Regions from separate parts of the Homo sapiens genome. Here region 2 is linked to region 1. The links are chromatin contacts, found by Hi-C in ENCODE. All regions are on one chromosome and are shown on one strand. Each heading gives the region's core, a stretch centred on a gene start or an enhancer-like site at or near the end of the contact. The rest is flanking DNA. Distances are from core to core; before and after follow the strand shown.

Region 1 (3,978 bases), core at 966-3,465:
TGAAGCAGGAGAATCACTTGAACCTGGGAGGCAGAGGTTGCAGTGAGCCGAGATAGCACCACTGTACTCCAGTCTAGGCAACAGAGTGAGACTCCATCTCAAAAAAAAAAGACATGAGAATTGTCTCATTCCTATCCACCTTACTCTGCCTGCTGGGCTCAGAAGCAGGACATACTGGAGTCTTGAACACAGGTCATGATAACGCTACCCTCTTAATTTTTTTTTTTTTTTTTTTGAGACGGAGTCTCACTCTGTTGCCCAGGCTGGAGTGCAGTGGCACGATCTCGGCTCACTGCAAGCTCCGCCTCCTGGGTTCACGCCATTCTCCTGCCTCAGCCTCCTGAGTAGCTGGGACTACAGGCGCCCGCCACCACGCCTGGCTAATTTTTTGTATTTTTAGTAGAAACGGGGTTTCATCGTGTTAGCCAGGATGGTCTCGATCTCCTGACCTCGTGATCTGCCTGCCTCGACCTCCCAAAGTGCTGGGATTACAGGCGTGAGCCACTGCGCCCAGCTACCCTCTTAGTCTCATTAGGGAATAATTTGCCTGGTGACTTTCCATGTAAATATTTTCTTTCTTTTTTTTCAGAGACAGAGTCTTGCTCTGTCGCCCAGGTTGGAGTGCAGTGGTGGGATCTCAGCTCACTGTAACCTCCACCTCTCAGATTCAAGCTATTCTCGTGGCTCAGCCTCCTGAGTAGCTGGGACTACAGGTGCGCACCACCATGCCTGGCTAATTTTTTGTATTTTTAGTAGAGATGGGGTTTTACCACACTGGCCAGGCTAGTCTCAAACTCCTGACCTCAAGTGATCCAGCCGCCTTGGCCTCCGAAAGTGCTGGGATTACAGGCATGAGCCACTGTGACCAGCCTCCGTGTAAATCTATACAATCTATTCCTCAGCTCCTTTCCAGAATATCCTGGAAGACATGTAAAACATGTATGTGAGTGTGCACATATGGATTAAATAATAAATCACTTCCAGGAAGGAAAGGAAGTTTGGTTATCTTTAAACAATTTCTGTGGGGTTTTTTTTGGTACTTTGATTATGCTTTCAAAAACAATATTCCAGATTTCTTTCCTCTTTTCCATCCTCAGATTCCTTTGCCTAACATCTTCCCTAAGGACTAACCTCTCCCCATCCAAATGAGATTACAATACCCTCCTCTCCTACTTAACTTTCTTTTTCTTTTTTGAGACAGAACCTCACTCCGTTGCCCAGGCTGTAGTGCAGTAGCGCAATCTCAGCTCACTGCCACCTCTGCCTCTTGGGTTCAAGCTATATTTGCCCCTCAGCCTCCCAGGTAGCTGGGATTACAGGCGTGCGCCACCACATCTGGCTAATTTTTGTATTTTTAGTAGAGATGGGGTTTCGCCATGTTGGCCAGGCTGGTCTCAAACTCCTGGCCTCCCAAAGTGCTGGGATTACAGGGGTGAGCCACCGCGCTCAGCCTACTTTAACTTTCATTCACTCTAATATACAACCCCTCTCAGCCTCAGGAAAACGCACCACTGAGGTTCATTTTTCAGAAAATAAATAGAGGAAGTATGACATAAAAGGAATTTATGGCGGGGGTGGGGTGGGGGTGTCGTTTTCCTTCAACCCCATCGCTCTAATTGCTTTTAAACTCCCGGACTCTTTCAAAATGCCTTCCTAACATTTCTCTCCAGGCTCCTTTTGCTTCTCTCCGATTCTCTTGTCATTACAGATGAAGGCTTCATTAGCGATATACTGTATTCCATGTTTATTATACTAGTCTGTCCGAAGAGCTCCTACTTTTTAATGTAATCTTCATCTCTTAGGCAGCAGCTCTAGCCCATTTCCTCTCATTCAAGTAAGAACAATACCCGTCCCTATCTCCCTGCGCCCCATCCTGTGCTCTCTTTGTATTTGTCCCTTAGATTCAAACAGGATCTACCCCCTCTGCAGCCCTTCAAGAAGAGGTATGATTGCTACCACTTTTCCCCACAAAGTGACGAAAGGAAACAGCGACGGAAGCGCAACCGAACCCTGGAATTGGTGTCTCGACTGGTCCATTCCCGGCCCACCCCCATTAACCGGCTCGAGCCACTCCCAGGACGAAGTCAAGGCCTCGGAAGGCGACTACAACTCCCAGCAGGTCGAGCAGCTCCGCCCGCGCTGATTCTCCATTGGCCTTCCGGGGGTGGGGATTAGATGGGAGGTGGCCGTGGGGCTGCGGCCGGGATTTGTCCCCTCTTCGGCTTCCGTAGAGGAAGTGGCGCGGACCTTCATTTGGGGTTTCGGTTCCCCCCCTTCCCCTTCCCCGGGGTCTGGGGGTGACATTGCACCGCGCCCCTCGTGGGGTCGCGTTGCCACCCCACGCGGACTCCCCAGCTGGCGCGCCCCTCCCATTTGCCTGTCCTGGTCAGGCCCCCACCCCCCTTCCCACCTGACCAGCCATGGGGGCTGCGGTGTTTTTCGGCTGCACTTTCGTCGCGTTCGGCCCGGCCTTCGCGCTTTTCTTGATCACTGTGGCTGGGGACCCGCTTCGCGTTATCATCCTGGTCGCAGGGTGAGTAGAGGGCCCGGGAGACGCGGGAGAGCGTCGAAGAGAGAGGTGCGGAAGGGGCTGGAGGAACTGGGGCAAGCCTGGGAGCCTGAATTGGGGACGATAAGTCGGAGGTGAAGTTTGGGCGGAGGTGAGGGGTTGGGTCTGGGAGATTTGTCCTTTCCCGCAGTTGGTTTCCACCTTCCAAGGATCTCACAGATTCCTCCTATATTCCTCCCAGCGACGTCAGAGAAGGCCCAAGGCCGAGACTCGTGAGGGGGCTGTGCTGACCTAGGCAGGCCGAGTCAGGTGCCTTAGGGGAGGATCCAGGAACGGATACCTCGCCCTTCCGTGCTCGCACACTCTGGCTGTCATCGCTCTGAAGACTCTTTAATTAGATTTCTCCCCTTTCCAGTGCGTTCACTTTTCTACAGATGAGTCTCTTGGTGGAGACAGTTACCCTACCTGGTCCATGTCTCCCTAACCATCCGGAAGGCTAACTTCCACTTTTCAAGCAGCTTTGGCTGGTTTCCCTCCTTGATTTCTCTGGCTCCCACTACTATTGCTTGTCTCACTGCCCCTGTCTTTTCTCAGGGCATTTTTCTGGCTGGTCTCCCTGCTCCTGGCCTCTGTGGTCTGGTTCATCTTGGTCCATGTGACCGACCGGTCAGATGCCCGGCTCCAGTACGGCCTCCTGATTTTTGGTGCTGCTGTCTCTGTCCTTCTACAGGAGGTGTTCCGCTTTGCCTACTACAAGCTGCTTAAGTAAGAAGATGGAGTGGTCTGGAGGGGAGAGGGGCAAAGGACTGCACTATGGGAAGTGGGGCAGCCCCTGGGTGCTGGTTTGGAAGAGGAGGCACTAAGGGAGGACATTAGAGGGAAAGGAGCATCCCTGCCCTCCCTCATGTTTCCCCTACCCCACCCCACCCCAGGAAGGCAGATGAGGGGTTAGCATCGCTGAGTGAGGACGGAAGATCACCCATCTCCATCCGCCAGATGGCCTATGGTGAGCCAAGGGAGAGGGACTGGAGGAGGGAGTTGGACAGCCCCCTCCTCTAGGGAAGTCTCTAAATATCCACATGTTCTAAGTGGCTTCTTACTTTCCTTCATCCGTCACTTCCAAAGAAAGTTGGTCTGGAGGGAGAGTAGATGTGAAAGAATTGTAACCGGGAATGGGGAGGGGTCAGTGGTGAACAGGCAATAGTGTGATCTCTGACATTGATGAGATCCTCCCTTCCCCCAGTTTCTGGTCTCTCCTTCGGTATCATCAGTGGTGTCTTCTCTGTTATCAATATTTTGGCTGATGCACTTGGGCCAGGTGTGGTTGGGATCCATGGAGACTCACCCTATTACTTCCTGACTTCAGGTAAGATCCACCTTCTATCTAGCCTTTACCCCCCATCCATCCTTGTCCCTGATCTGATTTATTGGCCTTCCCTGAGAGACTTCTTTGGCTCAACATCTCAGGA
Region 2 (3,978 bases), core at 721-3,220, 920 kb before region 1:
TGGGGGCCAGTGTGGTGGCTCACAGCTGTAATCCTAGCACTTTTGGAAGCCAAGGTGGGAGGACAGCTTGAGCCCAGGAGGTCAAGGAGGCAGTGAGCCATGATCCTGCTGCTGCACTCCAGCCTGGGCAATAGAGACCCTGTCTCAAAAAAAATTGTAATTTTGTGTCTTTTTTTTTTTTCTTTTGAGATGGAGTCTTGCTCTGTTGCCAGGCTGGAGTGCAGTGGCACAATCTCAGCTCACTGCAACCTCTGCCTCCCGGGTTCAAGCGATTCTCCTGCCTCAGCCTCCCTAGTAGCTGGGACTACAGGTGCGCGCCACCACACCCAGCTAATTTTTGTATTTGTAGTAGATACGGGGTTTCACCATGTTGGCCAGGATGGTCACAATCTCTTGACCTCGGGATCTGCCCGCTTCAGCCTCCCAAAGTGCTGGGATTACAGGTGTGAGCCACTGTGCCAGGCCCAATTTTGTCTTTTTTTTTTTTCTGAGACGGAGTCTTGCTCTGTTTCCCAGGCTGGAGAGCAAATGGCGCGATCTCGGCTCACTGCAACCTCCGCCTCCCGAGTTCAAGCAATTCTCTGCCTCAGCCTCTCGAGTATCTGGGATAACAGGCGCCCACCACCACGACCAGCTAATTTTTGTATTTTTAGTAGAGATGGGGTTTCGCCATCTTGGCCAGGCTGGTCGTGAACTCCTGACCTCATGATCCACCCCCTTCGGCCTCCCAAAGTGCTGGGATTACAGGTGTGAGCCACAATTTTGTGTCTTTTAACAAATCTTTCCCTGTCCCTTCCTTCCCCCTGCTCTTCCCAGCCTCCAGTATCCTCTGTTCTTTCACTTCTATGAAATCAACTTTTTAAAAGCGTCACATATGAGTGAGAACATGCAGTGTTTTAACTTTCTGTTCGTGGCTTAAGTCAGTTAACATGTCCTCCAGTTCCATCCATGTTGCTGCAAATGACAGGATTTTCTTCTTTTTAATGGCTGAAAAGTATTCCATTGTGTATATACACCCTATTTCCTTTATTCATCTGTTGTTGGACACAGAGATTGATTTCCTATTTTGGCTACTCTAAGTAGTGCTGCAATAAATATGGGGGTGCATAAATATGGAGTGCAGACGTCTCTTGGATATACTGATTTCCTTTTTTTTTTTCCTCCTAAATTGGCTTCCTCAGGTTGAATTATGTCCTTTCCTTTGGATAAATGTCTATGGCTGTGTTTTTAACCACAATACTATGCTTCCTTCCTCAAGGATTTTTGACTTTATCTTGTAGATGATGTGGAGCCATTAAAAATGTTTGAGGACAGGAGTGGCAAAACGTGGGTTTTTAGAAAGTTTCCTACTAGCAGCAGTGTAGAAAATGGACTGGAGCGGAGAGAATGACCTCTTCTAAAAGAAAATGTGAGCTGGGGGCGCAGGCTTATGCCTGTAATCCCAGCACTTTGGGAGGCCGAAGCGGGCGGATCACCTGAGGTCAGGAGTTCGAGACCAGCCTGGCCAACACGGTGAAAGCTGTCTCTACTAAAAATACAAAAATTAGTTGGGCATGGTGGCGGGCGCCTGTAATCCCAGCTACTCGGGGGACTGAGGCAGGAGAATCGCTTCAGCCCGGGGGACGGAGGTTGCAGTGAGCCGAGATCGTGCCACTGCACTCCAGTCTGGCGACAGAGCGAGGCGAGACTCCGTCCCTACGGAAAAAAAAAACCATATATATATATAAAATAAAAATAAATAAAATAAAATGTGTTGACTTAGGGTTATGGGGGTCTTCGTACCACCAAGTGGACTCATTGAGCAAGGGAGATCGCTGGGTACTAGAGCAAGCGGCCTAGAGCATCCGCGCAGGAGTAGGAGAGGCTGAAGAGTAAAGAGGGTTTAGAGGGTGGGACTGGGAGTCTCTCGACACTCTGTTACTTCTGCCTGTAAACGCCCGACTTCCGCCGCTGGTGGCCACCCGCAGGTAGTGATGTCGAGCGTCGAGCTCCCAAAACCGAGCTGGTGAGGGGCTGCAGGTGGCGGCGCAGTCTCGGTAGGCGGTATGAGTTTGGCTGGGGGCCGGGCACCCCGGAAGACCGCTGGGAACCGGCTTTCTGGGCTTTTGGAGGCAGAGGAGGAAGATGAGTTCTACCAGACGACTTATGGGGGTTTCACAGAGGCAAGATCCGGGCCTGGGAAAAGGGAGGGGAGGAGGCAAAGAGGAGCCCTGAAGGGAGAAACCCCGGACAAAGAAGAAGAGGGCGGGGAATAGAGAGGAGCTCTGGGAGCTGATACTCGAGTTGGGTGGGTGAATCGGAGCCGGGGGGCGAGGCGGGGGAACGGATAGTGTGGAGTCCTAGAAGGGAGAGCTCTGGATGGGGTCAAAGGGGCCTGAGACGGAGAAGCTCTCCGGAGGCACTCCAGAGAACAGAGAACGGCAGAAACCTACCGTATACTTGCGTGGTTGCATCTTTCACTGTACTTCTGACGTCCAGCATACACGAGGCACACACATAGTAGTAGACAGTTGCTCGATGTATACTCGTTGGCCCACTGCTGGATTATTCACCTGAGACATGGAAAGGAACCGCTCCAAAAGTAGAGGAGCTTAGCCCACTTCTTTTTCAGCTTTCAGGTCTCAGTGTAAATGTTTTCTCAGGAAGATAACCCTTCCTTGACTATCCTAACAAGTGTCCCCATTTATTTCTTCCACAGAACATATTTCAATTTGCAATTAGATTTGGTTTGCTTACTTGCTTATGCTTTTCTATTGCATTGTAAACTGTATAAAGTTAGAGATGGTCTGTTTTGTTCAACATTATGTGTGAGGTGTCCGGACTGGGCTGCCACTTGCTAAATTTTTATTAGTTGAATCTACCCGTTTATTAAATGTGTTGAGTACCCAGAGCATGCCATCGGTAATAGGTTGTTTTAGGCTCTAGGGAAACAGAATATTAAAAACAGTGCTCTGTCCTTACATACTCCATGCCCCAGTGGGGTAACTGCCTGGGTTAACAGTTAAAATACTGTGTGATAGGCCGAGCACAGTGGCTTTGGCCGGGCACAGTGGCTCACGCCTGTAATCCCAGCACTTTGGAAGGCCGAGGCGGGTGGATCACAAGGTCAGGAAATCGAGACCATCCTGGCCAACATGGTAAAACCCCCTGTCTCTATTAAAATACAAAAATTAGCCAAGCGTGGTGGTGTGCGCCTATAGTCCCAGCTACTCAGGAGGCTGAGGCAGAGAATCGCTTGAACCTGGGAGGAGGAGGTTGCAGTGAGCCGAGATCGTACCACTGCACTCCAGCCTGGGCGACAGAGCAGGACTCCGTCTCAAAAACAAACAAAAAATGTGTGATAAGGACTAAAACAAGGTGTAAGAGTGTTAAGGTAATACATCTGAACCAAAGTTGTTGATCAGGATAGGCATCCCTGGAGGGATGATGTTTAAGCTGAGGACAGTTTGAAAAGTAGACCTTAGCTTGATGAAAAGCAGGAGAAGGAGAAAGGTTAGTCCACAGAGCAGGATGGGCTGAGTATGTAAAGACATTGAGATCCTGGTCTAGGACCTGCAAGTCTACTTTCATTCTCCAGAGCATGAAGGAGACTAAAGATTGATAAGCCTGCAGGGAGTAGGCATGGGCCAGATCCTTTAGGGCCTTGTGAGCTATGTTAAGGAATTTTGCTCTTCATCCAGAGGACTGAGAAGAGTCATCAGAATTCCACGATGAAATTTGTACTTTAGGAAGGTTACTTACTCTGTAATGAGAATGGCTTGAAGGGGGCATGGCAGTAGAGAAACAGAAAGATTCAAGAGAAATTAAGGAATAGAACCCACAGGACTTAGGGGCTGGGTGTGGTGGCTCACGCCTGTAATTCCAGCACTTTGGGAGGCTGAGGCGGGTGGATCACGAGGTCAGGAGTTCGAGACCAGCCTGACCAACATGGTGAAACCCTGTCACTACTAAAAATGCAAAAAATTAGCTGGTTGTGGT

Evidence for each region. A loop is a pair of places that touch in the nucleus more often than their neighbours do. Pooled maps may share reads with other maps.
Region 2: a pooled map shows a loop between it and region 1 (4-fold over the local background). The contact joins the promoter of VPS72 here to the promoter of APH1A in region 1. A Hi-C loop is called at or near these places in 7 of 50 pooled maps.

Annotation. Positions count from the first base shown.
Region 1 is chr1:150,267,253-150,271,230 of GRCh38, reverse strand. APH1A (aph-1A gamma-secretase subunit) reads left to right here and starts at 2,215. Exons shown (of 7, transcript NM_001077628.3): 1 at 2,215-2,533; 2 at 3,104-3,274; 3 at 3,442-3,515; 4 at 3,753-3,875. The coding sequence starts at 2,421. LOC124904414 reads left to right here. Exons shown (of 2, transcript XM_047438213.1): 2 at 1,902-2,175. The coding sequence ends at 2,175. It also overlaps a transcript of C1orf54 not described here. RefSeq lists enhancers at 1,763-1,812, 1,873-1,922, 1,504-2,115 and a silencer at 1,976-2,433.
Region 2 is chr1:151,188,189-151,192,166 of GRCh38, reverse strand. VPS72 (vacuolar protein sorting 72 homolog) reads left to right here and starts at 1,970. Exons shown (of 6, transcript NM_005997.3): 1 at 1,970-2,162. The coding sequence starts at 2,046. RefSeq lists enhancers at 1,826-1,885, 1,926-1,995.